2 separate regions of the Homo sapiens genome follow, and region 1 is linked to region 2. Evidence: chromatin contacts called from ENCODE Hi-C or POLR2A ChIA-PET data. All regions are on one chromosome and are shown on one strand. The core of a region is the stretch at or near the end of the contact, and the rest is flanking DNA. Distances in the headings are between cores, read along the strand shown.

Region 1 (3,186 bases), core at 36-2,535, 200 kb before region 2:
AGTGGCGCAATCCTAGCTCATCGCAGCCTCCAATTCCTGGGTTCAAGCGATCCTCCTGTCTCAACCTCCTAAGTAGCTGAGACTACAGGTGCATGCCACCATGCCTGGCTAATGTTTAAATCTTTCTGTAGAGATGGGGTGGGTAGTCTCGCTATGTTGCCCAGGCTGGTCTTGAACTCTTGGCCTCAAGCCATCCTCCCACCTAGGCCTTCTAAAGTACTAGTATTACAGGCCTGAGCCACAGCTTTTGGCCTAGGACCCTTCCTTAGAGTCCCTGCTGTGAAGCTGGGCTGGGCTGCTGAGGGGCCATGGCAGATGCTGATTACAGGGAACAAGAGCAAAATAGGAAGAGCCTCTGAGCATCCTTCCCTGGCTGTTCCCTATGCTTGTCCTTCTCCTTGCCCCAAACCTACACCTATTCCCCACTCTCTCAAGGAGGTCCAGTTCTGTGCATTTTATTTTTTTTAAGAGGTAAACTGGAGCAGGCTGGGCGCAGTGGCTCACGCCTGTAATCCCAGCACTTTTGGAGGCTGAGGTGGGCAGATCACTTGAGGCCAGGAGTTCGAGACCAGCCTGGCCAATGTGGTGAAACCCCATTTCTACTAAAAATACAAAAATTAGCTGGGCATGGTGGTACACGCCTGTAATTCCAGCTATTCAGGAGGCTGAGACAGGAGAATCGCCTGAACCCAGAAGGTAGAGGTTGCAGTGAGCCAAGATCGTGCCACTGCACTCCAGCCTGGGCAACAGAGCAAGACTCATCTTTAAAAAAAAAAAAAAAAAAAAAAGATGTGAACTGGAGCAAAGTTACAGCCAATGGGTGCTGGTCACATGCCAGCAGGGGTTTTTTCATTTTGCCTCTCTGGGAACCCTCATATTCCCTGTACCCCTGCCCCCTAACAACAGAGTGAGCTCCATGACAGCAGGAAGAAGAGACAGGACTGGGGAATGGATCAAACAGGGTCCTGCTGAATAACTAGCCAGGCAGTGGAAATGCTTCTGAACAGTAAAATTTCAACAGAAACACCAGAGAAAGGAGATGCCGGCCAAGTGGGCAGAGAAAGCTTGGCCCGGAACACAGCTTCCCGTTCCAGCTTCCGCAGGGGGATTAAAGACAGATTCGGCCGCTCACATCCAGCCCTTGTGAGGGGCCCGCCGCTGCCCCAGGCATTAACACACACCTCCTGATTCATTTTGTCCTGACCACAGCCCTTCGGCATGCCCATTTTACCGGTGGTGGCACTGAGTCTCTGAGAAACGTAATGATTGCATAGGGAAGCCAGGCTCTCTGCCGGCCGGGCCGGCGCAGGGCTGTTTTCAAGGGAAACTGAAACCTGAAACCTGACCTCCCTGCCCTGGCTCTCAGCACAGCCTCCTGCCACCCTCCCACTATCCCCACCCTCACCCCCCGCCCCCCGCCACTCCCATCCCCCTTCTCACCCATCTGCCTGCAGGCTGGTGGCTGGCCACTACTGGAAGACTTCCAGGCGCTCTCCCCTCTCCAGTCCCTGAAACATTTTGGAAGAAGGGAGAGGCCGGGAACTTTGGGTCCAACATGAAGGACATTAGTAGGTGTTAGAAAAAATAGTCAAGTGTGAAATAAATTCCTGCAAACCTCCCGGCCTTGCTGGGAACCTTCGCTTCACCATCCGACAAACCCACAGCTAATAAATCAGAGGCGGTGACCAGAGCTGGAATGACCAAAACAGCCTGAGCTGGATCCACACAGAGCCTCAGAGGGGCAGAGAAGGGAGCCCTCTGGCCACCTGCCCTCTCCTGTAGCGCCAGCTCCCTGAGCACTATTTTTTTTTTTTCCAAGACGGAGTCTCACTCTGTCATCCAGGCTGGAGTGCAGTGGTGCAATGTCGGCTCACTGCAACCTCCGCCTCCCGAGTTCAAGCGATTCTCCTGCCTCAGCCTCCCAAGTAGCTAGGATTGCAGGCGCGTGCCACCACATCTGGCTAATTTTAGTATTTTTAGTAGAGACGGAGTTTCACCCATGTTGGCCAGGCTGGTCTTGAACTCCTGACCTGCAGTGATCAGGAGTTCACTGCAGTGATCAGGCCCGCCTCGGCCTCCCAAAGTGCTGGGATTACAGGTGTGAGCCACCTCGCCCAGCCCTCCCCACGCTTTTTGAGTTCTCCCTGCAGACTTAGAATCTTTGGACAGCCTCCAAAATGACTCCCTTACAGCCAGAGCTGGGTCCCAGGTCATGAGAGGTTTTCAGAGCGTCTGAACAGACAGGCCAGCTCAGGGATCTCTGAGAGGGTTTACCTCCCACTCTACCAAGCCTCCTCCTGAGACCGCAACCCCCATACCCTGAATCCTATTCCCAGCTGGCCAGGCCTTGTGCCACCTCTTCTCACCAGGCAGGAATTGAGGCCCACAGAACAGAAGAGATCTGTCCAGAGCTTACTCTGAATCTATGTTCCCTCTCTGGGCCCCAGCATGTTGTGTCTGTACCTGAAGGATATATGTACAACCTGACGTCTCATGTGGGCACGTGAATTGTAGCCGGCTGGCTCAACCAGAATCCAAGCTCTGTAAAGGCAAGGCTTGAGCCTGGCCTAATTTTTGCAGGCTAAAATGCTAGCTCAGACCCCAGCTATAGAAAGAAAGAAGAAAGGAGGGAAGAGAGGAAGAAGAAATGTGAAACAAGGAAGGTTTTGGAACTGGGATTTTATTCTGATGGGGCCACAGTAACAATGAATTGTACAATTCCTTCAGGCGCGGTGGCTCACACCTGTAATGCCAGCACTTTGGGAGGCCGAGACGGGAGGATCGCTTGAGGCCTGGAGTTCCAGACCAGCATAGGCAACAAAGCAAGACCCCAAATCTACAAAAAATTTTAAAATTAGCCATGCACTGCATTCCCAGTGGTGCGGGCCTGCAGTCCCAGCTACTCAGGAGGCTGAGGTGGGAGGACTGCTTGAGCCCAGGAGGTCGAGGCTGCAGTGTGAGCTATGAACATCATGCCACTGTCATCCAGCCTGGGTGACAGAGGGATATTCTGTCTCTAAAAAACAAAAATTAGCAGCCGGTCACAGTGGCTCACACCTGTAATCCCAGCACTTTGGGAGGCTGAGGCGGGCAGATCACAAGGTCAGGAGATCAAGACCATCCTGGCTAACACAGTGAAACCCCGTCTCTACTAAAAATATAAAAAATTAGCCAGGCATGGTGGCA
Region 2 (3,117 bases), core at 118-2,617:
GAGCCTTTGTTAGTATTTATACTAAGTGGACATTTTCCTTTTTTAACAACAACAACAAAAAAGAATTAGATTTTTAAAAAAGAATTCAGAGCTAGCTATTTACCTTTTTCCTAGACAAACACTATTAAGTCCATATTCTCACATTATTCATTGTCTTAATGGAGATTAAGATTTCTTAATGGACTTTATTATAGCTTTTCTTTCTTTTTTTCAAAATTAGAACTGGCCGAAGAAAATGCTTCTACTATTAAGATCAGATGAATTTCTACAGAATTTTCAGTAGGTGTCATGTTGTATAGGAAATAAACATTTCTGTTTTAGTAGGTTTTCGATTTCTTACCTCCCGTTGACCGTTTTGATCATAAAGTGAAGATGAATACATTCATTCATTTACTGCAGTCTTTGGTACTTGAACAGAAATAGCAGTGTTCTTGGTTTGTTCGCATACTTGTGGCTTACCTTTGAGACTTTCTAATTTTTAACCAGACATTTAAAAATAGCCATTCTGTCTTTTAGCCCTAATTTAGAAAAACTTGTAGCGCTTTCCTTTGAAATGATGAAAAAAAAAGTTCTTTCTGTTTTCTATCATCAAAGTTTAAAAAGCGATGTTTGGATATTTTAAAAGCCGGAAAGACCATGTATGGCGTGCTGAGGAAGTTTGCTTTGTTTGATCATTTTCTCTTCCCCTCACCCCCATCAGCTGGCTAATAATGTTTTCCATGTTAAATGTGTATCACAGCCTGTTGAAATCCCTGTGGTTAATCAGAAGAGAAGTTGTTTCTATCCTATGGAACCTTAATACAGTTGTCAGGAGGTTTGTGAACAGAAATTCAGAATTCATCACACTGTAACGATGATCTAAAGGTCAAGTTGTACAGTATAAATTTGAAAATCTCTCTCTGACTTCCTTTCTACCTAAATTAGAGCCTAAAAGTCATGAGAATTTTGTCTTCTTTTTGTTTATTTTAGAGATAGCATAGTCGATGTTTTAAAAAGTTGCCACCTTTTCACTATAATGCGCTCCCATTATCAGAGATGTTTATTCTGGTTGTATCTCTCTGACAACCTTCAATACTTAACAGAATAATTTAGTTTGGATTCAAAGAAGTGCCTCTTCTATTTCTGTGTTTGTTTCTAGAAACTTTGAGGTGGAGGAATTATTGTTCCTTCTTCTTGGCAATGTTCAGGGTTTCACGAATCTGACTTTTAAAAGCCCAGCTCTCAGCCCCGAGCCTCTCATGAGTTAAAGAAAGGGTTTTGCAGCTTTTGGTAGACGAGAAACACATTTTATGGCTCTTCATGAAGTTGCCCGCTCCGTCCACGTCCTGTCCTCTTCCTCCTTCCCAGTTTCTGGGCTCCCTGGCTCTTGTCATGAGGCTTTCAGTTTTGTGTCCCAGAAAGCGCTTCCCCCGGGGACAGTGCCATGCCAAGGCTGGGAGAAGGGAAAAAGGAGGTGTTTATCGCCTTGAAGATGCCTTCCAGCCTTTATTATTAACTCCCTTCCAAAGTAAACTTTCGGGTTTTTTTCAAGTCTGTTCTGGCCAAAGTACAGTTGGGTTTGCCGTGTTCTCTAGGAGTAGAGGTGAAAACAGCATTGCCCGGGGTGAGGAGCAGGAGGAGGAAGGGTCCACGTATAGGAGTGGATGGAGGGGATCTGTGAGACAGCTGCTGGGACAGATCCGACTTGGAGACTGTCAGGCCTCTGAGCCCAAGCTAAGCCATCATATCCCCTGTGACCTGCACGTACACATCCAGATGGCCGGTTCCTGCCTTTACTGATGACATTCCACCACAAAAGAAGTGAAAATGGCCTGTTCCTGCCTTAACTGATGACATTATCTTGTGAAATTCCTTCTCCTGGCTCATCCTGGCTCAAAAGCTCCCCTACTGAGCACCTTGTGACCCCCACTCTGCCCGCCAGAGAACAAACCCCTTTTGACTGTAATTTTCCTTTACCTACCCAAATCCTATAAAACGGCCCCACCCCTTTCTCCCTTCGCTGACTCTCTTTTCAGACTCAGCCCACCTGCACCCAGGTGAAATAAACAGCTTTATTGCTCACACAAAGCCTGTTTGGTGGTCTTTTCACACGGACGTGAGTGAAAGAGACTGCCATTCATGAATGGACAAGGCCTGGCTCCGTCCACGCTTTCCCAGCTCTGTGTCCTGCCATCGGACATGCTGGCACATCTGCTGTGGGTGCCCTGCACTTCTCCGGGCACTCCTGGCCCAGCTGGGGAGGTTGGCATGGTATCCACCATTTTGTTCTAAAGTAGTAAATGAAACTCTTGGGAGGGCAGCACCCAGCAGATGTTTGGAGCTAGAGACAGGGCTCTGGGGATGTGTAGGAACCCGGACCTGGTGTGGCAATGGTGTGGGGCTGTCACGAGGCGTGAGGAGGCTGGGGTGGTGTTGGGGACAGCACACGATGCTGGGGCTCAGGCCAAGTGAAGCTTGGACTTCACTCTGTCTGAGGCTTTGCCAAGTGTCAGAGGGTGCACACTTGGGAGTCACATGGCCAGGCTCACATTTCCAGCCGAAGTTACACTCTACAGCCTGGCAGCAGATGGACGTTTGGGGACAGAGGTGGAGCCGGAACAGCTGAGACACTGTTTTAGAGGACTCTGCGAGAAACACGCTCTTAAAACAAGGAAGCGGTGGTTATGTCTTATTCAACAACGATCTGTTGTGGACCAGCTGTGTGCCAGGCAGTTGCAGGCCCTGAGGCTGCAGCAGTGAGCAGAAGGCCAAGGTCCCTGCCCTCGCGGTGCTTACATTCTAGTGGAGACAGATGTTAAACTACAGGGCAGGAAAACACTGTCAAGGAGATGCAGGTGGAGGATTCTGACTGTGGAACTGGGGCATAGAGACAGTGGGTTTTGAAAGCACTTGGCTGAGAAGGATGGGAGGAGGGAGGAGGGAGGAGGGCGGGTACATCTGTAGATGGACCAGGTTAAGGTATGGACTTCCCCATCCTGACAAGGGGGAGCCCCAAGCTTGTTTTCAGGTGTGACGGGGGTGGGGAGAAAGAGAGCATTCCAAGAGAGGCACGAACGTCATTTCCAGAGCGAGATGAAGGTCACAGAGTTTGGGAGGAGATGGGATCCGGCACTCGGG

Evidence for each region. Hi-C counts contacts between places; a loop is a spot of excess contacts on that map. ChIA-PET counts read pairs that join two places held with the same protein, here RNA polymerase II (POLR2A). Pooled maps may share reads with other maps.
Region 1: a loop to region 2 is called in a pooled map, with 2.6 times the contacts of the local background. The contact joins two enhancer-like sites. A Hi-C loop is called at or near these places in 3 of 37 single-sample maps with no recorded cell type and 4 of 50 pooled maps. POLR2A ChIA-PET finds 5 or more read pairs at or near these places in 3 of 52 experiments (GM12878, PC-9 and WTC11).

Annotation. Positions count from the first base shown.
Region 1 is chr7:101,732,691-101,735,876 of GRCh38, forward strand. No RefSeq gene overlaps it. Among named protein-coding and RNA genes, the nearest start is that of CUX1, 83 kb to the right of the region's middle. RefSeq lists an enhancer at 652-1,550. Within about 2 kb of position 1,286, at least 15 of the 41 ENCODE cell types and tissues checked have a DNase peak (open chromatin) inside an H3K27ac peak, as active enhancers do.
Region 2 is chr7:101,933,332-101,936,448 of GRCh38, forward strand. All of the region lies in intron 2 of CUX1 (cut like homeobox 1), which reads left to right. Among named protein-coding and RNA genes, the nearest start is that of CUX1, 120 kb to the left of the region's middle. RefSeq lists enhancers at 1,506-2,077, 2,078-2,649, 2,595-2,734, 2,650-3,117. Within about 2 kb of position 1,368, at least 14 of the 41 ENCODE cell types and tissues checked have a DNase peak (open chromatin) inside an H3K27ac peak, as active enhancers do.